Linked DNA regions of Homo sapiens: region 1 is linked to region 2. A link is an interaction called in ENCODE POLR2A ChIA-PET data of the cell type or tissue named here. Cell type or tissue: PC-9. All regions are shown on one strand. Links, peaks and the distances in the headings refer to the core of each region. The heading gives the core; the rest is flanking DNA.

Region 1 (11,884 bases), core at 1,526-9,525, 110 kb before region 2:
GAGGAAATGTTGTCTAGTTTCTATTATTAGCTTGTGCTCCATCTGCTGATTATAAAAGTTTCACTGGTTCATTTATTTTAACCTCTCAATTGAATCTTACTGCAGGAAAACAAATTGTAGAATACATCTTACTAGTTGTGGGAAATCAAATTTAATTTGAATAGCAAAAAGTAAATAGAATGATATTTTATGCTGAATCTAAGTAGCCACATCCGTAGTCTTCTTTATTAAAGGAATGTTGGGTTAGCTCAATTGTGGATAATTTTATTATTTTCATTTAGGAAACAATTACAACATATTAGATAAATGGTAAATCATTTTTTACCCTTTCTTCTCCATGATTTAAAAAATAAGAATGGAAAACATGAATTTTACATTTTTTTCCCACTGCATTAAGTTTTATTATTACTGTGGTTTGTTTTTATTTCAAACTTTTCATGTTTCATGTCTCTCAACGCTTTTTGTCCTCAAACTTTATTGCTGGAGTATTTAATAGCAAATATAAACGATTCCTATAGACTTTTGTATTTTTGAGAAAAAAGTAGCAGCACGGACAATCTCAGTTGGTTTTTTTTTTTTAAACAAAGTACTGTTTTTCAAAAGAAACTATAACAAACAGTTGTGGACTTTGTTAGGGCTTGGGTAGGTGGGCCAGAAGTCATGGGGTGTTACTTGGATGACGTCATAGCTCAGGGTCTGGTTCTTAGCCCAGGGAGACTCACCCTTTCTAGGTAAACAAACTCCAAGGTGCCTGATGTTTAAACCAGAACTTGTTTATTAACGTATAGTGAAAAGAATTCAACAGCCAAGTGGTTTGGACATTCATGTTGGATAGAAGACTAGTACATTTTTTTCTATCAGAAAATCTGTATGAGAAGCCATAGTATGCCTGGAATTGGAAGTAATAGGAATTATGTTTTGACCAGCAAAAAATTTTTATTGGGATGAAGTCCAGCCTACCAATTTTTTTCTTTTGTGGTTCATGCTTTTGATGACATGTCTAAGAAGTTGTTGCCTAACTCAAGATTATAAAGATATGCAGCTACATTTTTTTCTAGAAGTTTTATAGTTTTGTCCCTTACATTTAGGACTGTGGTCTGTTTTGAATTAACTTTTGTGTATGATGCTAGGTAATATGCTAGTTACGTATGAATGTCTAGTTTTTCCAGCACTATTTGTTGAAAAAACTGTCCTTTCTTCCGTTGAATTAACTTGGCACCTCTGGGAAGAATCTGTTGACCCTATATTGCTAGGTCTGTCTGGACCCTGTTCAGTTCCATTGACCCGTGTGTTTAATTTTATGCCATTACCACACCATCTTGATGATGATAGCTTTAAATGTTGCAATCAGGTAATGTGAGTCCCAGTTTGTCCTTTTACGTAATTGTTTTGGCTAGTCTGTTCCTTTATATTTCCATGTAAATTTTTAAATCAGTTTATCAGTTTCTATAAAAATGTTTGCCATGATTTTGATTGTAATTGTGTTGAGTCTAAAGATCAGTTGGGAGGCTGGATGCAGTGGCTCACACCTGTAATCACAACACTTTGGGAAGCCAAGGTGGGTGGATCGCTTGAGCCCAGGAGTTCAAGACCAATCTGGACAACATGGCAAAACCCTGTCTCTACAAAAAACACACACCTCTAGTCCAGGCTACTTGGGAGGCTGACATGGGGGGACTGCTTGAGCCTGGGAAGCGGAGGTTGCAGTGAGCTGAGATTGTGCCACTGCACTCCAGCCTGGGGGACAGAGCGAGACCCTGTCTCAAAAAAAAGGTCAGTGGGGAGAAATTCACAAGTATCAATATTGAGTCATTTGATCTATGAACGTAGTATATATTTAGATCTCCTTTAATTTCTCTCAGCCATCTTTATAGGTATATAGAGCTATAGGTATATTATATAGACTCATATCTGGGTTCAAATCATGGCTCTGTCACTTATGGAGTGACCTTGGTCAAGTTTCTTAGCTTCTGTGAGCGTCATCTTCCTTGTCTATAAAATAGGGATAATATGTCATTGGTTTTGTCTAAGGGTTAAGTGAATTGATGTATGTTAAAGGCCTAATGTTATGCCTGGCAAAAAGTTTACTGCACAATACAAGTTGTTGTCATTATTATCATCATTGTCATCTTTACCATCAAGTAATGATGGCCTGTTGGATCCACCTCTGCCAAATAGTTATTCTTGCCCAGCAACCAGATGGTTAGTAGCAGCTGCTCAGGGCTCCCTTTATGGTCAGCATGGCTGATGAACACTGCCACACGCTTGCTTTTAGGGCCTCTCTTTTCTCTACTCCACACTACCATTCATTCTCCAGCTGTAGCTGTTTACACATTCTTCCTTTGGATTATGTTAATACCATTGATTAGGCCACAGCTTTCCTTGCATTTAGTCCAGTCTTCCTTTGATTTTCCAATATTGCTTTCTGCTTTTGCTTGGAAGATTTTGCTCTTTTTGTATGTCACTGTCTTAATCTCTCCTACTATGTGTTTATGGGTTTAATTTTCAGAGTTTGGGGCTAGCTCACTATCACCCCATTTTCCACTGGAGTATTTTGTAGATTGGGCAATAACTTAACTAGAATAACATACTTTAAGTGTTTGCACAGAATATATATTTTTAAATTTTGCCTCATTTATGGGAAAGTGGGGGAGAAAATGATATTTTTTATTTAAAACTTTTTAGAAGATGAGATGTGAAAATAATTTGATAGTGACTAAATCAACTGGTTGTTACACTGTTATTCTCAGTCTTATGAATTCAGAAAGTCCACTGTTTTGAAATCAGAACCTTGTCACTTACCCCCATCCTAATGAGGTTTGCATGTCAGCACTGTCAGGGTCCTTCAGGGAAATGCAAAGCAATTTCTTACGGGGAGATTTGGGATATCTGTGTCTATGTGATGTCTACATTTTTGTACAGTCATGATTTAACTTCAGAAAGAGTCTGTATTTGGGACTAAATATTCTATTCCTTTCTGAATCATCAAATAATCATTACATTGTATTCAGTATTGGTTTTAGAACAAAATATGCCACTTCCCAACTGTTTAAATCTGGGCAAAGTGTGTATCCCATCTGTGTATCAGTTTCCTTTTCTCTGAAATGGGAATGATACTAGTACCTGCCTGTTTTGAGGATTAATTTAAGTTACACTCTTAGAATGGTGCCAGTAGGCACATGGTAGATAATAAATGTTAGCAGCTTATTGTAGTTCTTTGAAAAGTGACATCCCATGCTTGTCTTATTCAATAAAAATCATTTAACCAAATTGATAGTTTAACCAGTTGTTTTGCTCTTTAATCATTCTGCTTAACTAGGAAATACTGAAGGTGTTTTTTTTTGTTTGTTTTTAATGTGAATCTGTTCGTTTTTACTTAAGAGCTGGTATAACTACTGTAGTAGTTCAGGGATAGTATTTTGACTCCATGGTGATATTAACTTCAAATTTCAGTTAATAGTAAGTTCAGTTTTATTTTTTAAGATAACATGGAAATTTTGTCTTCCAATAGTGAATGTGATTTTCCAAAGACCTTGTATTTTACCTTGTTTCTATATAAACTAACTCAGTCATAAGGAAGGTATTTGATTTGCTGACACCCACATAGGAAATCAAAACTCTTGGCTGCCTCGTTTGTTTCCCCAGTCCCAGATGATTCAGTTTCTTTAGAAACTGCATGATGCACATGATTTATGAATTATTTATCAACTTAGCTTGAGAACTCTGTCAGTTGTTTAGACCTTGTTTTACAGACAAAAGTAATCTGAGTAATTTTAATGAATAAATGATGATTTGTAGAATATATATTTATTTAAATGTTTAAAATTAAATATAAAATTAAAAATATGGAAATGATCTTTATATAATCAGAACACTCACAATTTTGTACCCTAAATGAAATTTAATGAAAAATTTAGAATTAAAAGGGATATAATTTTTACATCTTGTAAAGTGAGTTCAAAATTAGTTAAGCAACCTCAGCTTGAAATGACAGCTTGAAATGACACTATAGTAGCAAAACTTGCTGATTCTACTTTTTATGAATCAGTAATGGGCGAGAAGTGTTCTTGTATGTAAGGGATTACTGATAATTATTATCAACAGAATAAAGGCTTACTCTAACAAGATCTGGGGAGGATTATAGTTTGGCTTAATACAGTTATGTTCATTTCCTCTGTGCATATGTATTTAATGGAACTTCTTTAGCGTGGTCGTTAGAGCATTGTCTCTTCTATGATGTGGCCTTAAAAAATGTACTATTGCAGTGGAATTTTAGGTAAACCTGTATTGAGCCTCAGCAGATTTTAATTGTCAAAAGAGGCTAAGATATATTAAGATTTCTTTGGAGCAAGCAATATAATATTTCTTGTTATTTCTTTCTCTTTAAATCAGTATATAGTATCAATAGTAAATTTTAGTAATACCAAAACAGTTATCTCTGTGAAACTAGGGTCATAATTACCTTAAATTTTTTTTTAACATTTATTTTTAATCTTACTTAACGACAGCTTTTCCTAGAACTGTATTTCAGAGGCATTGCAATAACCTGGTTTTCAGAATTTGGAAATTGTGTAAATCCTTCTCATTGCAGAGTCACAGATGATCTCTCTGATTACCATGCATTCAATCCTTACGGTAAAAATCTAATTGTGGTTGGAGCCCTTGGGATGTTTTACTACTTAATTATGCAATATATACACCTTAGTGTATCCTGTGTCTTGGTAGTTTGATTTTGTAAATGAAATCTATGATTTAAACAGTATATTCAAATTTACGCAGTAAAGATAGCCAGCTAAATTGTAACAATTTGGAAGACTGAATTTGGTCATATGTTTGGTATTGAGGACTTTAGATTCAGTGAAATGGGGTGGTGACCCTTGACCTTTGTTCTTTGCTTTCATTTATGTGATGGGAAAGCTGCCTTCATTTCTAACACAAATCTTCCCTTCACTTCAAATCTCCCATTTTTGGAGATTGGGTTACAAAGAAATTGTATCTGTGCTTTTCAGATTTTTCCATGAACTACAGAAATTCCTGTGGCACTGCTCCCTAGGGAGTTGTTCTAAGCTTTAACAGAAGGCATCTTAGAATAATGTAAAAGGTCGGGGTTACCACAGTATTAAAGTATTTGAACTCTTGGTCTGTCAGGATGGGAGTTGACTTTGTTGGCCAGCCTGGTCTGCCTGTAAGATTCATATCAGGGGTTGTACGAGTTGGAAAAGCATCTCCTCATATCTTTTTTATTGAAAGGGAGCTCTGCCTCTGGCAGTGCAGAAAATGATTGCGTGAAAAGTTTGATAATTATATCAAAAGAAAATGGTGGTAGTTAGGTTAAATGGAAGATGCTTGTACTCACATGGTCCCATTAAAGGCTATTCTATTGTTTTTTTTCATATTTTGCAGTCTCCTTAACATTTAAGAAACTGAAGGTGTATTTAATCAATAGTGTCACTATGATAGATATTAAGAAAGAAAAAAACAACGCCGATGGAAAACTAAGCAAAGTTACCAAGTAAGATTGCAGCATAAATTTTAAAAGTGATTTCCCAAGGAATAGGCTATATCCAGACACTTGGCTAATATTATTGCCCTTGTTCTACAGTTAATGGTAGGTACGCTGTAGTATTTTAGGAGCACAGGGTTTTACAGTTTTGGTTCTGCCAGTTAACCTAAGATTGACTTTCCTCACCTGCAAAATATGGATAACATCCACTTCCCTGATTTTTGTGAGAATCAAATGGGATGATTTATGTAAAGCATTTAGCTCAATGCTTAACACATTAAAAACAGCCCCCAAATGGCAGCTATTATTGCAGATTTTCATCTCAGCTACAGTATTTTGGATTATTTGTCAGTACTGTACTATCTTTTAATGTATGATATTCTTTCTGTGTTCTGGGCCTTCTTAAAGTATAATGATTTCCCTTTTCTCGAATTGAATTTGACCTTTTCAAAAGTCTGGAATTTACTGAAGACAAAGAATTATCCAGTGCTTTATGAATGGGGATGTTTATATTGGTTTGGCTGGCTTCCAGGTGGCAAACAACATTCAAAAGCAGACATAAATTTTTCCCTTCCAAGAGGCCACATGGTGCTCCTTTCCTGCATCAGGCTCCCATGGATATCAATGGGTGTAATGTGTGTAAAGCAAGGGAAAGGTCTTGCTACTAAAAAGTAGGGCACTGTGCTATATCAGATAAATTAGTACGTTCCCATGAGCTCATGCTTTGTCCTAAAAGATGTCTTTGTCTTAATGTCCTGTTAGAGTCTAGCTGGCAGTTAGGAGTCAATATTTGATATAATTCTCAGTGGTTGAATCCTACTAGGATGTTCATAGTTTGTGTATATATGTATATATATATACATGTATAAAACTAGTAGTATTAAAGCCCAAACAAAAATATTTATTAAAATCTTACATGCTACACTTTGTTAAAGTGTTATTGGCTGAGTTTCCCGTTACCAAATTTAAAAGGTTGACTTACATTTTTTCCCTAAGAGTTTTAAGAAAAGTGGTACTTAAATTCATAGAGCTAAGAAAATTGTTGCTCATTGTCCATGGATATCAGAAAATATAATTTTGATTGTTTATAGAATTATAAAAATTTTAATAGGGTACTCATATTGTTAATTCCATGTCATCATTCTGCTAATAATGCTCAGATTATTCCTTAAATATAAAAATTAAATAGATGAATGAAAAAACAAAAAATAGAAATGGTAGTAGATATTAAGGAATTAGAAATTGGCTTTAGTTTCTCTCTTAATAATTATTATGTGGACGGCTGGGTGTGGTGGCTCACGCCTGTAATCCCAGCACTTTGGGAGGCTGAGGTGGGCCAATCACCTGAGGTCAGGCATTCAAGACCAGCCTGGCCAACATGTCCAAACCCCTCCTGTACTAAAAATACAAAAATTAGCCAGGTGTGGTGGCACATGCCTGTAATCCCAGCTCCTCGGGAGGCTGAGTCAGGAGAATCGCTTGAACCCGGGAGGTGGAGGTTGCAGTGAGCTGAGATCATACCATCGCGCTCCGGCCTGGGTGACAGAGCAAGACTCCATCTCAAAAAAAAAAAAAAAAAAAATTATTGTGTGACTTGTATTAGTAAGATTAGAACATTAAATACATTTTATATTATCACTTCTTTAGACTTACATTGTGATTTTTTTCCTTGGGGCTTCTCAAACATTATATGTAAGTCCTTTATGAACATGTCGAGTCTTTGGGTTCTCCATGTAGTTATAAAGATGAAGTTACATATTTGGCGGGTTGGGGTGGGGAAGAGAATTTTAATTCTCTCTGGACATTTTATAAGAGAAGACATTTTAGATCCTTGACTAGCTTGTGAATAATATGTATTAAGCAAATATACACTCCCAGTATGAAAACAGTTTATAGGGCCTTTTCATATTATTATCTTATTAGATATTCTCAGATAGCGGTATTTCCTCATTCTACAGCAAACAGACCTGAGAATCAGAGAAGTTAAATGTTTTGGTTAAATTTATACAAATGACCGTGCTTAAACAAGTATCTCCTGAGTGTAAGTGAAAAACAGCCTTTGAGACTGGGGAGATACGACAATTAAATGCATTGTCGTCCTGGATGAGATCCTAAAACAAAAAGAGGATATTAATGAAAAACTGATGAAATCCATATAAAATCTGGAGTTTATGTTTTAAAAAATGTGGCAAAGGTTAAAAATTCTTTGGGGCAACATAATGTAAAAAGTTTGAAGACAACCGAACAGATTAAAATTTTGCACATGTGTGAGTAGATAGGAGGTTTTTTTTTTTTTTTTTTTTTCTCCCTGAGACAATGTTTTGTTCTGTTGCCCCGGCTGGAGTGCATTGGTGTGATCATGGCTTACTGTAGCCTTGAGTTCCTGGGCTCAGGTGATCCTCCCATTTCAGCCTCCTGAGTACCTGGGGCTACAGGTGTGTGCCACCATGCCTGGCTAATTTTTTGTATTTTTTGGAGAGATGGGGTTTCACCATGTTGCCCAGGCTGGTCTCGAACTCCTGGGCTCAAGCAGTCCTCCCACCTCAGCCTCCCAAAGTGCTGGGATTACAGGCGTGAGCCACTATGCCCAACCTTAGATAGGAGTTTTTATTTTTTTTGTTTTTATTTTTTATCAGGTTGTTGCTATATACATGGCATTGTAACTATTAACACCTCTGAAAATGCTTCTCTACAACTTTTTGAAACTTGTTGAGTTTCTTGAATCTTCCACCAGACAAAACCTAATTTTCTGTTCTAGAGAGAGGCAGATTCTTTTTCGCTGGGGATGTTCTCATCCTAGGATATCAGAGGCACCATGGAGATTGGGGATAGGAGTTTTTCATTGTGCTATTGCTTTTCATAGAGAAACTTCAGAAACAAACTAAATGCTTATCAGTATTATAATGGATAAGTTAGTGATTGTATAGTTGGGCAATTATTACTATGTACAGTTAAGAAAATGAACTAGAATTATATCAATAGAGTTGACTCTAAAGAAATTGTTAGTAAATAAAGCAGGTTGCCAGTTAAAAACAAACCTTTGAATAACTTTCAAAACACTATACTATATGCACATGATTACAAAATCAAACAGTACAGAAGGATTTATAACGAAAATGAAGTGTTTCAGTTCCCCTTCTTCCCTTTGTCTACTCGGTTCCCACAGTCTATTTGGAATTATGTTTAAATGTGTCTGGTGGTTACAGGCATATCTTGGAGATACTGTGGGTTCAGTTCCAAACCTCCACGATAAAGCAGGTATTGCAATAAGTCAAGTCAGAGAAATGTTTTGGCTTCTTGGTGCATATAAAAGTTATGCTTGTATTATATTGTAGTCTATTAAGTGTGCAATAGCATTATGTCTAAAAGAATAATGTATACACCTTAATTAAAAAAGATTGTATTGGCTGGACGTGGTGGCTCATGCCTGTAATCCCAGCATGTTGGGAGGCCGAGGTGGGGTGGATCACTTGAAGTCAGAAGTTCGAGACCAGCTTGGCCAAGATGGTGAAACCCCATCTCTACTAAAAAAATACAAAAATTAGCTGGGCATGGTGGTGCGTGCCTGTTATCCCCGCTACTTGGAAGGCCGAGGCAGGAGAATTGCTTGAGCCCAAGAGGTGGAGGTTGCAGTGAGCTGGGATTGTGCCACTACACTCCAGTTGGGCAACAGGGCAAGACTCTGTCTCAAAAAAAAAACAAAACCAAACAAACAAAAAACACAAAAATGTCCTTATTGCTAAAAAAAAAAAATGCTGAAGGTCATCTGAGCCTTCAGCGAGTCATAATCTTTATGCTGGTAGAGGGTCTTGCCTTGATGTTGATGGCTGTTGACTGATCAGGGTGGTGGTTCCTGAAGATTTGAGTAGCTGTGGCAATTTCTTAAAATAAAACAACAGTGAAGTTTGCCATATCAATTCATTTCTTTTCTTGAAAGATTTAGCTATAGTATGTGATTTAAAAAAAAAAAAAAGAGAGATAGTTTCTTGCTCTGTTGCCTGGGCTGGAGCACAGTGGCACAATCATAGTTCACTACCACCCAGAACTCCTGGACTCAAGCAGTCCTTCTGCCCCAGCCTCTTGAGTAGCTAGGATTATAGGTGCAAGCCACTGGAGCCAGCCTGTGATGCTGTTAGCATTTTACCCACAGTAGAACTTCTTTCAAAATTGGAGTTAATCTTCTCAAGCCCCGCTGCTGCTTTATCAACTAAGTCCTATGTATATTCTAAATCTTTGTTGGCATTTCAATAGTGTTCACAGTGTCTTCACCAGGAGTAGATTCTGCCTCAAGAAACCACTTTCTTTGCTGATCCATAAGAAGCAACTCCTCATTCATTCAAGTTTGCTCATGAGATTGCAGCAATTGAGTCCCATCTTCAGGCTTCACTTCTAATTCTCTTGCTATTTCCACCACATCTGCAGTTACTTCCTGGACTGAAGTCCTCAACCCTTCAAAGTCATCCATGAGGGTTTGGAATCACCTTCTTCCAAACTCCTGTTAATATTGATATTTTGACCTCCTCCCATGAATCATGAATGTTCTTAATGGTATCTAGAATGGTGAATTTTTTGGTGAATTTTTTCCAGAATATTTTCAATTGAATTTACCCATATCCATCAGAGGAATCACTATTGATGGTAGCTGTAGCCTTACAAAATGTATTTCTTAAATAATAATACTTGAAAGTTGAAGTTACACCTTGTTCCATGGGCTACAGAACGGATGTTATGCTATTAGGAATGAAAAAAACATTGATTTGCTTGTACCTCTCCATCAGAGCTCTTGGACTAGGTACATTGCCAATAGCAGTAATATTTTGAAATAAATCTTTTTTTTTCTGAGCAATCTCAATAGTGAGCTTAAAATAGTTATTAAACCCTTCTGTAAACAGATACGCTGTCATCCAGGCATGTTTTTCTATTTATAGAGCATGAGCAGAGTAGTTTTGCGTAATTCTTAAGGGCCATAAAATTTTCAGAATGGCAAATGAGCATCAACTTCAACTTCAGCTGTATTAGTCCCTAATAAGTGAGTCATCCTGATTTTTGAAGCTTTAAAGCCAGGCTTTGCCTTCTCTCCAACTATGAAAGTCCTATGTGGCATCTCCAATAAAGAGATATCTATGGTATAGTCTTCCATTGGAAGACTGTTTTGTCCACATTGATAAACTGTTGCTTAGATTCACCTTCATCAATGATTTTAGCCAGATTTTATGGATAACTTGGTGCAGTTTCTGTATCAGCAATTGTTGCTTTGCCTTGAACTATGTTATGGAGATGGTTTCTTTCCTTAAATCTTACGAACCTACTGCTAGCTTCAAATCTTTCTTCTGCAGCTTTCTCACCTCTCTCAGCCTTCATAGAATTGAAGAGAGTTACGACCTTGCTCTGGATTAGGCTTTGGTTAAGGGAATTTCTGTCTAGATCACTGAAACTTTCTCCACGTCAGCAGTAAGGCTGTTTCTTATCATTCATGTATTCACTGGAGTAGCTTTTTTTTTTTTTTTTTTTGAGACGGAGTTTCGCTCTTGTCACCCAGGCTGGAGTGCAATGGCGCAATCTCGGTTCACTGCAACCTCCGCTCCCGGGTTCAAGTGATTCTCCTGCCTCAGCCTCCTGTGTAGCTGGGATTACAGGCACCTGCCACCACGCCCAGCTAATTTTTGTATTTTTAGTAGAGATAGGGTTTTGCCATGTTGGCCTCCTGACCTCAGGTGATTCGCCTGCCTCAGCTTCCCAAAGTGCTGGAATTATAGGTGTGGGCCACCATGCCCAGCCTGGAGTAGCACTTTTGATTTCCTTCAAGAACTTCGCCTTTGAATTTACAACTTGGCTAGTTATTTGGAGCAAGAGGCCTTGCTTTTGGCCCGTTTTGGCTTTCAACATGCCTTCCTCACTAAGCTTAATAATTTCTAGCTTTTGAGTAAAGTGAGAGATATGTGACTCTTCCTTTCACTTGAACACATAGAGGCCCTTGTAGGGTTACTAATTGGCCTAATCTTAATACTGTTGTGTTTCAGGGAATAAGGGGGCCTGAGGAAAGGGAGAGAGGCCAGGGGTATGGTGGCTGGTTGTTGGAACAGTCAGAACACACATTTCTTGATTAAGTTTACTGTCTTATATGGTTGTGGCTTGTGGTGCCCCAAAAGAATTTAAAGAGTAACCTTAAAGATCAGTGATCACACATCATCATAACAGATATAATGATAATGAAAAAGTTTGAATATTGTGAGAATTACCAAAATATAACACAGAGACAGGAAGTGAGCCCATGCTGTTGGAAAAATAATGCCATTAAACTTGCTTGACACAGGGTTGCCACAGTATGTAAAATGCAATATCTGCACAGCACAATAAAGCCAAGTGCAGTAAAATGGATAT
Region 2 (11,884 bases), core at 1,266-9,265:
TCTGGCAACTAGTTTCCTGTTCTTGATAAACTTAAATGTAGTTTTAAAGACAATGTCTGTTATCTCAGAGTTGGAAGACATATTTCTTTTTATTGACTGGAGACACACTTTTTTTGCTCATTAGAAAGTATTACCTGTTTTAGATACTTAAATGTTTTATGATTAGTCCTTATTTAGAATGTTTTTTAGTAATACAGGTTCTTAGCACTGTCAACTATTTCCTCCTTTGATAGACACTAGATGGCAGCATAATTATAAAGAGATGTGAAGAAGAAAAGTATTCATGTTTTATGCAGAGCTGTGCTTTCTCTCTTTAGATTTGAGGAAAATGCAAATTTATTGACTGAATTATTATCTAATAAACCTGAGCCAATTGAGGACCGATTTTGATTTAGTTTTGGGGAAGTGATACATTAAAAAGAATCTTCATTTGATTTAAGGAGATTCCTAACTTTAGAACTTGCTTTAGTTTACTAACTGCTGGTCTGCTTAAGAAATGTTCTGCTACTAGAGGTGGGAAGGAGGGGGAAAAGGGCATGGGCTGAAAAACTACCTATTGGGTACTGTGCTCACTATCTGGGTGATGGGATCATCTGTACCCCAAACCTCAACATCACGCAATATACCCATGTAACAAATCCGCACTTGTACCCCCTGAATCTAAAATAAAAGTTTAAATTATAAAAAAGACCCAGAAATGTTCTGTGTGCAGCACAGAGCCTGACCCACAGTAGGCACTCAGTACATCTTACCAATAGATTACTGTACAGTTGGATCTTGAAGGAGGAAGTGATCCTTTGCCAGCTTCAAAAAGGACCTGGGGTTTTGAAACAAATCTGGTGAGGAATAAGACTTTTTTAAAGGCTGGGCGCGGTGGCTCACGCCTGTAATCCCAACACTTTGGGAGGCTGAGGCGAGTGGATCATGAGGTCAGGAGATCAAGACCATCCTAGCTAACGGGTGAAACCCCGTCTCTACTAAGAAATACAAAAAATTAGCCAGGTGTGGTGGCATGCACCTGTAGTCCCAGCTACTCGGGAGGCTGAGGTGGGAGAATCGCTTGAACCTGGGAGGCAGAGGTTGCAGTGAGCTGAGATTGCGCCACTGCACTCCAGCCTGGGCAACAGAGCGAGACTCTGTCTCAAAAAAAAAAAAAATTTTTTTTTTTTAAGTTGGCTGAAATACAGGTTACGTAGACAAATGGTGGAGAATAATGTACCTGGGGGGCTTGTTGGGAACAGGATAGATTTGACAGGTATGGAGAGCTACAGGAATCAGAGTCTAGGTAGGTCTAGGACCTGAACAGAGGCAGCTGAATAGTTTCAGCAGAAGGACATTCATGGAGATCCAGGTAATCAAAGGAAAAGGTGTTAGTCAGCCAGACTACAGGGCAGCTAATACAGGTGAATATCCACTTAGCTGAGCTGTTAATGTCAGGGAGAGCCAGTAACCAGAACTGGAAGCCAGGACCCCAAAGGACTGAGGGCATTACTGGAATCAAAGATATTGAACCTAAGTGAAGGCAATAATTTGGCATGAAGCGCAGAACCAGACCTTGTTATCAGAATTGGGTAAAGTCTAGGTAGAACTGGCCAAAAAGTTGATTTCATATGGAGTTCCTCAGTGGCTTTGTCAGGGATCATTTAAGTAGTCCTAAGTGGATCAGATCCTAGAGCTTTTAGCAGAGTTGAAACTGCAAGAACCCCAGACGGGAAAGTCAGAGGTCTATTGGAGAGAATCAATCACTTCATCACCAGCTGGTGAGGTAGGCTGTGTCTGAATTTTGAATGTTAGACGAAGGATCACTGGGGCAATGGAAAGCATTCAGGCTTCGGAGGGAGGTAGAATTAAGTTTCGTTCTTGGCTCTTTTACTTACTGTTGTGATGCCAGTCATGTTACTACTTTGAGCTTAAAAAAAAATGTGTTTCTGTTCATCACTTTCCTTTTTCCGTCCATCACTTTCCATTTTCTGTCCATAAATCTTTTTCGGTGACAGGACCTGTGCTGGAGTCTCTCTGAATCCATTCTGGTTTGGGGGCTGCCTGATTCTCAAATCGTTTTTTGCTCAATTAAATTTTGCTAAATTTTAAAAAATGTGTTTTAGGAAACAACATCCATTAAAATAGATAGAAATGAGCAGAGTCCATAGTGAGAGAGATAAGCTGTGAAGCTGAGGTAGTGATAAAGGTCAGGACTCAGTTGGGGATGCAAAATTGAATAGAAGAGGTCACACTTTCCAGGAAGAAAGAAAGGGACTTGGACACAGGGCATAGAGGGTGTAGGAAAGGGATTTGTTAAAGATAACAAAACTTTTTAGCCTGAGAGATTACGAAACAGTAGACTACTGAGAGACACAGGGGTGATGCTAGGGGGAAAAGCACTTACTTTCTGGGTGGGCTTGATGGGATGGTGGGATATCCTGTGCCTCTGTCTGCTGAGCAGTTGGAGACATGAGTGGAGCTGAGAAGCCAGAGGTACAGATATAAACTTGGAGAAGTTATCACTACACAAGTGATCACTGATTTTATCGGAAAGAAGGGATCTTCAGGGGACCCAAGAGAAGAGCACAGATGGAGAAGAGATGGAGCACTAAGGATAAAAATTTGGAGAAGGCCTGCGGGAAAAGATTCTGCTGAGGAAAGAGAAAAAAGGAGCATTTGGAGAGATGGATGAAGTAATAGGAAAATGTACTGATGAAACCAAGGGAAGAGAATTTCAAGTAGAAATAATGGTGAGCAGTATGAAATGCCACTAGAGACCACAAGAAAATTAAGATGGAGTAGAGGTCAATAGTTTGTTCTAGAAAGAAGACATTGGAGACCCAAGCTCCTGGGAGCAGAGACTAGAAAATAACAAGCCAAAAGGGTTGGGAGGTAGAAGCAGTGTATTTAGAGGCTGAGTTTGAGAAAATTTAAAGCAAAAGTCTTCAAAAAGGAGTTATATACTAAGAGAGCCCTTTGGGGTTCAGCTGCCTTTGGAGGAGAGAGGAAGACTAGTCACAGAAGTATCAAAAGAAGTTTTGCGGGCCGTGCACGGTGGCTCACACCTGTAATCCCAGCACTTTGGGAGGCCGAGGCAGGTGGATCACCTGAGGTTGGGAGTTCAAGACCAGCCTGACCAACATGGAGAAACCTGGTCTCTACTGAAAATACAAAATTCGCCGGGCGTTGTGGCACATGCCTGTAATTCCAACCACTTGGGAGGCTGAGGCAGGAGAATCACTTGAACCCAGGAGGCAGAGGTTGTGGTGAGCTGAGATCACGCCATTGCACTCCAGTCTGGGCAACAGGAGTGAAACTCTGTCTCAAAAAAATAAAAAAAGTTTTGCTTCTAATATACTGTGGCATAGTGTTCTAGAATCCATTGTATTTTAGGGCTTTAATTATAAGATGATGTAACAAATTATCACCAATATTCATAAATTAGACCAAAATCTATTTGGAATGGAACACATCTATGTTTTGGTTAAATGGAAATGTTCTCTCTTATTTAAATGAAATAACTTTTTTTAGTATGACAATAACTTGAGATAAGAATTGTTTTTTGGTTATGCCAAGATATAAAGATTTATAGCAGTGGTAATCATCCTCACTCAGAGTGACTCAGCCTTTTTCTCTATACTTTACATAAATAATGGAAGCAATTTCAAAAGACCAATTGTTTTATTTTAACAATATTTGTTATAGCATCATAAATGGAATCTGTTTTTCAGTCAGGCTTTCTGAAGGTAAGCATTATCATTACAGTAATCCTATATCATTAGCCACCACATGCTAGATCCAGAGATACTAAGGTAATGAAGTATATTGTTCTGTTTATTGGGAGAGTGTCCATGAAATTAACTATAACATAGGGTGATGAATATTATTGGTGATATAAATGAAAATAGAAATGTATGGGAAAGGAGCATTGTAGTGGGATCTGAATGGCTTTAGAGAATGTAGGAAATTTTCACAGATACTAGAGATAGGCTTTGAAAGATGAATGCCAGTAACCAGGCAGACTAAGTTGGGCCATTTCTGGGAGAGGTAGCAGTGTATATGGCCTAGAAATGGACAGCTGCTTAGTTTGGCAGGTGTATTAGTTCATTTTGTGTTGCTGTAAAGGCATACCTGAGGCTGAGTAGTTTATAAAGAACAGAAAAGAGGTTTATTTGGATCATCATGGTTCTGCAGGCTGTATAAGAGACATAGTCCTGGCATCTGCTTCTGGTAAGGTCTCAGAAAATTTTTCAGTCATGGTGGAAGGCAAAGGGGAAGCAGGATTGTCACATGGTAAGAGAGAGAGAGAAGGAGGAGGAGGGGTAGGAGGTACCAGGCTGTTTCAAACAACTAACTCTTTTTTTTTTTTTTTTTTTTTGAGAGGGAGTCTCGCTCTGTCGCCCAGACTGGAGTGCAGCGGTGCAATCTTGGCTCACTGCAACCTCCACCTCCTGGGTTCAAGTGACTCTCCTGTCTCAGCCTCCCAAGTAGCTGGGATTATGGGCACGCATCACCACATCTGGCTAATTTTTCTATTTTTATTAGAGGCAGGGTTTTACCATGTTGGCCAGGCTGGTCTTGAACTTCTGACCTCAGGTGATCCACCTGCCTCGGCCTCCCAAAGTGCTGGGATTACAGGCATGAACTGCCGTTGCTGGCCTCAAACAACTAACTCTTAAGTGGGTAAGAACTCATTACTGTGGGGATGGCCGAAAGCCGTTCATGAGGGAGCCGCCCCTGTGACCCAGACACCCCCCACTAGGCCCATCTCCAACATTGGGAGTCACATTTTCAACATGGAATTTGGAGGGGACAAATATCTAAACTTCATCAGCAGAGATGGAGGGAAGGATTGGGGGAGTGCAGATCACTGGTTGCCCCTCCATCATGTTAGTACAAATATCAGCCATTATACATTTATAGTCTCTTGAATAATGTACCACTCATTACCTTTGAATACACTGAAAATCAAGTTAAAAACAAAAAAAAATCTGGGACCTTATTTTTACCAGCTTCTCTTCTGGGATGTTCAGTTTTTGCTACCGGAGAATGTTTTTAAATGATTAAGGAAAATTTTACAATGCAGGATCTGTTATTGACAAACATCTACAGTATCATTGCTAACTTGACTAACTGAGTATTCTTACTTAGTAAAATATAATGAGTTCCATCTTTTGATCAGTCTAAAGACTACCTAGTGAAAGGCAATTATTAATTTTTTTAGTAGTGAAATGATTTGTACTTATGTGTAAATCCATTTCATGCTATTCTAATTTTTTTTTTTTTTTACCATATCTATGACTCAGTGTTAGAAATATGCACACCTTAGATAATCAAGTCTCATACTGATTCATTATTTTTCCAGCAAGGCCCTCATAAAAACTGTATAATATTTAACTAGGGTATGATTATAAAAGTTACATATAAAGTTTAACTACATATATATATATGTATATATATATATATGAATGCACATATATTTCCTTTTGCTAAATCTTTCATGCTTTAAATTATATAATTTATCTATTTGGTATCACATTAAAGTCCTAATAATTAGATAAGGTCATGGCTTGGAAATTTATATTATTTGAAAAGTATTATAAACTATTTTAAAAGATTGATTTTTTTTAGAAACAATTTTATTAGAGAATTATAAGCATTTAGCACTTATCTCTCCTGCTAGCTATTGAATCAGCTTATTATTTTTTATGACTTGTTTTGAATAAGAGTCTTAATAAAATTTACAGAGATCTTTGAGCTTTTGATGTGTTTGTGTGCAAGTACCAAAATTAGTTGGTATTTCTTAAGAAAAAAAAATATATGGTAGAGGGTAGAGAGTCTCTGAAATTCAATTTGAAAGGCACTTTGAATCCAAATTTGAAGGGCACTTTCCTAAATCTCTCCTGACTGGTGTTTGCTTTCTTTTTGCTCTCATTCGTTGAACCACCAAATAGTTTCAAAGGTTAAGTGCAAACTTCATTAGTGTATCTGCATTTCAGAAAACCGAAGGTTAAAAACAGTCATAATCTTCTCATACAGTGAAGCTAAGGGTTTGCCTTGAGAGCTCATCAGTGTTGTAATTTGACAGTGAGCAGTAATGTTTGTCTAAGAGGATTGGTGGCCAGAAATAAGCCACAGTGTCTAATGAGACACGGACCGGCTGGGCAGGATGCCACGGCATTTCTTGTGTGTGCCTTTCTCATAAGCAAAATGGCCTCAGACTGAAGAGGATGGTCATAAAGTCTGTGTGGAACAGATGTCAGAGTGGAATTTTCAGACTTAATGGAGAGGATCTAAGTAAGCTCTGGATTTTGAAATGAGTGAATCTATGGAGCTGTGATCTCCTACAAATCAAATGGGGAATGTCTGTGGATGTGTAAGAGCTGAGAAAGAAGAACAATATGTAGATCCTGCCAAAACTCCTTTGAACCCTGAAAAATACTCTCCTGGAAGAAAATATTTCAGAAGAAAACCGATCAAAAAAACTGGAGGTGACAAAGAGTCAGTTGGGGCAAACAATGAAAATGAAGGCAAGAAGAAGAGCAGCAGTCAGCCTTCAAAAGAACAGCCAGCTCCTTTATCCAGGGGACTGGTACAGCAGGAATCTGTTACCCTAAACTCTGCACTGGGAGATGGTATTCAGCAAAAGAAGACAGAAGTTGTAGCTGACAGCGTTAAACAGAAACTTCTGCCGAGTGCTGTAAGCAGTTGGTCTGACTGTGTGAACACTTCTCCTGCTAAAGACAGTGAAACAGAAGTAAAAGTTAGTGAACTGGATGAAAGGATTTCAGAAAAAGACAGCACTCCATATTGCGCAAAGAGGAAGAAACATTTAGATGATGTCAACACAAGCGAAATAACATTCCAGGAAAAAACTGATGTTTTTTCTTTCCGAAAGGCAGCCAGCTTAAGCTCTATTCCCTCGGGTATAGAAAGATCACTCGAAAAAAGTGGGTTTCCTGAAGACCCACCAAAAAGTTATAGCAGTATTCAAGAAAAGCAAAACACTGAGAGATTTTGCCCTCATGCAACACAGCATTTTCAGTTTAAAAAAAAGAGATGCCATTCCCTTTATACTAGTATGTCCTCTGTTTCTAAGGACACAGATGGAAATGAGGTAAGTGAAATGTGGAGTCTGAGTTCAAGTAAATAAGTGTTCCAGGTGCTCACATCAGACTGACATCTAATTTGTCTTTTATAAAGTTATTTTCATATTAGTGTATGTAAAAGCCATAGAGTTTCTGTTGCGTTTTGTTAGTAGCCTCAGGTTTGATTGTTATGATTTTATTTTTGTGCTGTGCACATTCTTTGACCACACTTTAATCTAAAAATCCTGTACATTTTCATTATTGGTGGAAGACTTTAAAAAGCACTACAGTAAGAGAGTGCATATCTTTTGAATTTTTCTGGTTCATGATTCTTGACTTTGCCTGTGGAATAGCCTGTGGAAGCTTAGTTGGACTGTAGGTAAAAGTTCAATTAGAAATAGTCATGAGAAGACAATAGCTTTGTAACAAATAATAGGATACTGTAAAATTATCAGTCAATACCGACTTGCTGATTCATGAGTTTGAAAAGCCAGATTCTGGTTCTCTGTTGATTTTCATGTGCAGAAACATTCACATAATTGCTGTCAATTCTGTGCATATGTTTTGAGGGCTAGGGTACATCTTTTCCTTTATGTTATTCCCCAGCCCCAGTCTAAAATCAGAAATTGTTAGGGTAGCATGCCATAGGAATTTGAAAATGACACAGACTACTAGGAAGTTGAGATCTTTATTCCTAACACTGATATTTAGCTTTAGACAAGTTACTTATCTGGGGTTTTTACTTGTCTTTAAAATATAATTAGATAGGTATTTATTTAATTGCTCAAAAAATGTATTATCCACATAACCTCTACATGTTACTACTCAGGAGTTGATGGCTTTTTCTTTAAGCTATTCCTAACTTTATCTTTTAATAAAAAATCTGAACATAAAGAATATTTGTGATGTTAAACATTCTTGGCAAGGTCATTGTATCAATGAGCAGAGATCATTTGCATAATGATAGAATGAGGTTTTATGAGGGTTAGTGTGCGCCATCATCACTGACCTTGGTTTCTGAGTTCTCCTGAAGGTGTCCTGTTTATATACACCGCTACACCTTGCCAATATTATGCCATCAGTTCTGTTTATATTTTACAGTGGTTATATTTTAAAAAGAAAGCATTCAGTCTGTGTCATTATCTATGTAGCTCTGTCATAAAGCCTAGTGCAAAAGAAAACTACTTGACTACTATATGTTTATGAATATAAGCACTTGGTTTAATTTCACATATGTTTTCCAGCATAATTTGGCTTCAAGTAAGCTGTACATTTTTGCATTAATGGAAATTTTTATAATCTGTTTCCTTAGTGGTACATTAGCCTTTCCTTCAATGGAAAATATATGTGGAAATAAGTCATAAACTGACCAGTCAGATTTGCGAAATAACTGTAATGCAATGTATATAAAGCCTGACGTCTTCTAGGTTAAAGCTGAATGGGTAGTCATTATATTATCTGAAGGGTTTGACATCTCATGTCCCTGTAGTTCAGATAAAGACTATTTATTTATTCTGTGGCACACAAAGAGTCCAAATCAAGAGTTTAGCTATTCCTCTTAGGACATTCTTCCTGTTACCTTGGAGGTGTTTGACTCTGTTTCTTAATTATCTTTGGTTGGAAACTTCCACAGAACTCTTTATCTTGCATTGGATTCTACATTTTTCATTGGAGAATTAGTTGCAAATGAGAGCTTCCAGCCGCTTCATTGGCATTTCATCCCGGAAATGACTGATTAACCAACATTCCTTTTGTTTGTTCTTTTTCATAGCTTCCCTATGTGATCAGTTTTTGCTCTGAGTTGCATGTAGGGTTGGACTTAACTTTTGAGTTAACTTCTAAGTAGAATAGTGTACAATTTTTTGAGCTTATCTTAACCTGACTTGATCTCCCCTAGTCCTGTGACATTCATCATTCTCAGCCTACTTCCCTTTTGAGTCGTTGCAATGACATGCTGACCTAGAGTGGTCTTCCTGGTTCAGGGGGCTCTGTGGAGGCCATTCATCCAGCCCTTCCTGCTGCATATAAATGTTATCAACATGTTATATTTTTATTAGGATAAGTAGGTAAAAAAGGAGTATATTAGATTTGTATACTGCTTTGGAATTGGAATAATGGTTTCAGACACATCGCGTCATTTGATCATCCAAACAACTCTATGAAATAGGCAAAATAGACTATGCCTCATATACAGAATGAAAAAATGGAAACTCAGGTTAAATAAATCCTTAAGGCAACATGGTAAATAAGATTACCTGAGTTAAATTATGGCACGACATCCCACTTGTTTTACTTGTCAATGAAATTTAAGGGAGATTGCTAAAAAGTTAGAGCAGGAATTGATGTTAATAGTGTCATCTGTGAAGGATATGTTATAAACAGGTGGCAGAAGGTAGATCCTTTTGGGAGACAAGGAGTAATGAACTTAGTGTTTGTACCTTTTTCAAGGATCTTCTGTTTGTCGAAGACTCACCTTGTACCTTGTGACAAGGTTTCCTACCTTTGTCCTTGAGCTCTTTCCAGAAAACATTCTTTTTTCTTTAGTTTCACAAATCCCACCTCTTCCCAGTTTTGTTAAGTTGATATTGGCAAAGATAGTTGTTTTCATCATCTGTAGACTGTGGGTTCTCTAACCTGGCCATATACATGTAAGAGTCATCTGAAGATATTTCAAAACAGATAGATGCCTGGATGTCACCTACAGTTATTCTAATGTAATAGATAAGGGTGGGTGCTCTGTAGGTGATTCTAAGGGTCAGGACGTTGGATAGGGAGCTTTTTACTATTCTTATTCTGCAGCAGTACTTCTCAAAGCCTGGCCCCAGGGTCCCTGCAGGAGAATCCTCTAGATTGCTTATTGAAAAACACCTTGCTTGAGATTTAATTTAATCAGAATATCTTCTGTCATGAGACAGTATTGTATATGTTTTAGGCACCTGCTCGTGTGTTTTTAAAAACACACCAGATTTAGAGAATCAGCATCACCTTAGCTTAGTATTTGCCATTTCATTTTCTTCTTAATGTAGGTTTTCTGATAAGCAATGTGGACTACGGGCCTGGCAGGCAGAAGATCGAAGTTCTTCTAGTCAGGCTTTGCCACCAGACAGCTGCATGACTTAGGCAGTCTTCTTTATTTCTCTAGGTCTCAGTTTCATTTTCTATAAAAGGAGGATACTGTACTAGATCATGATTCTACTGCTAATAATAATGCTATTTGTTGAGTCCTGCTATATTCCAAGCACTCCCCAACTACATTTATCTTCAGAGCAAGTCTCTGAAGTGTTCTGTTATGAGCTCCATCTTTATAGATGAGGAAACTGAGTCTCAGGAAAGTTAAGTAGCTTACTCAACTCACTTAACAATGAGTGGTACAGCTTTGATCTAACCCAAAATTGTCTGCCAGGCTGAACTGTTACCTGAGGCAATTTACCCTCCTTTTCCTACATACCTCTTTTCCAGTTTTAAATTTCTGTGAATTCATGTGCATAAGTGTATGCCTTTTTGTTTGTCCAGTGTTATTACTCCTCTCTCTTTCCCTCTCTTCCTTTATTTCTTTATGAAACATTTATTATGTATTGAACCCAAACTAGGCACTCAGAGATAAGTAAAACGTAGCTCTTTTCCTTGTGCATTATATCTCATTGTTTGTTCATAACAAATGACAGGGACCATGGCTGTAAAGTTAGTCACCTGAGAATTAGTCACCTGGGGTGATGATCAGGAATAAGTTTAACTTCTCAGCAAACCATGTGGTGACTCTATTAAGTAATGAAAATTGAACTGCATTTCTGTTCCTTTCCATCCTTTGGTGAATTGCTAATGAATAGTGCAGTGGCCTAAAGTAAAGAAGCCGAAGAGAGAAGGTTAAGAAATGAGTGTGGCTGTTGTACACAATATATTGTCAGTCTCTGAATAATGAAGAATTGAATATTTTTATTACCTTGGCTTTTGTATTTAAAAAACTTTGAAAAAAAATTAAGAGCTATCTCAGAATGTGAGAGGAATTACATTCAACCTACCTGAAATATATTTATTCATTATTTTTTTCTCTCACCAACTCTTTTATGAAGCTTAGACTATAAAATTTATGATTGGAATTCAAGGACCAGGATAAAATCTGAATGTGTTTAGCCTTGCTCCACAGATCTTGAAGACGAAGGTCATTCATTCTATAATTGACTAACTCATTTCTTGCTGAACCATTTTATCTCTTTCTTTAAAAATGAACATTCATATTGATTTCTCTTGACTATTTCTAGTCATTTAGATTTCATAACCAGTTTGTGAAAATATAGTTTTAGAATAATTGTATAGAATTTGGGTCCCTATCATCATGATGCCTTTCTCTGCCTTTTAAGTTAAATGAAGGACATGCACAGTTTAAATCCTTGGCTTTACAAAAAAAGGTAGCCTTTCCCCTCTGTTTGTATAAGTAAATGATAATTTGTTCAAAGTAGTTATCAATTTAGAGCATTAGCACTTGGACTTTATCAGCTTTTTAATTACTTTTGTTCTCCATTTCACCCTTCCCTTATATAGGCAGTTTGTACCAGTTAAAATTTTAAAAATGTTTGTGCTGTCTTTACAGTTAAAAATATTTTGTGAAGCATTTTCACACTTTTTTTTTTTTTTAACTTGGAAGCAGAGCTAAAAATGTGTTGATTACATTTGTTTCTGCCAAAATAGTTTAAACATTTTTAAAGAAATTGTCCTTGGAAACAAACATCTTGGCTTGGAAATATTTGCCTGTGTTGACAAATTCAATATGGAATTTGCTTTTGCTTGACTGTAGTGTCAAGTGATGTGAATAAAAG

The links. ChIA-PET counts read pairs that join two places held together with the same protein. Peaks named below come from ENCODE experiments on the same cell type or tissue, not always from the same donor. Only the 100,000 strongest peaks of a DNase experiment are listed, where the experiment ranks them.
Region 1: POLR2A ChIA-PET joins it to region 2 with 5 read pairs; 3 of 35 experiments call an interaction of 5 or more read pairs at or near these places.

Annotation. Positions count from the first base shown.
Region 1 is chr6:56,796,949-56,808,832 of GRCh38, reverse strand. All of the region lies in intron 4 of DST (dystonin), which reads left to right. Among named protein-coding and RNA genes, the nearest start is that of DST-AS1, 41 kb to the left of the region's middle. In PC-9, for the core only: no CTCF peak of the experiment used is centred there; no DNase peak of the experiment used is centred there; H3K27ac peaks cover 81 bases.
Region 2 is chr6:56,687,603-56,699,486 of GRCh38, reverse strand. All of the region lies in intron 9 of DST (dystonin), which reads left to right. Among named protein-coding and RNA genes, the nearest start is that of DST-AS1, 150 kb to the left of the region's middle. In PC-9, for the core only: no CTCF peak of the experiment used is centred there; a DNase peak (open chromatin) is centred at 5,266; H3K27ac peaks cover 4,508 bases.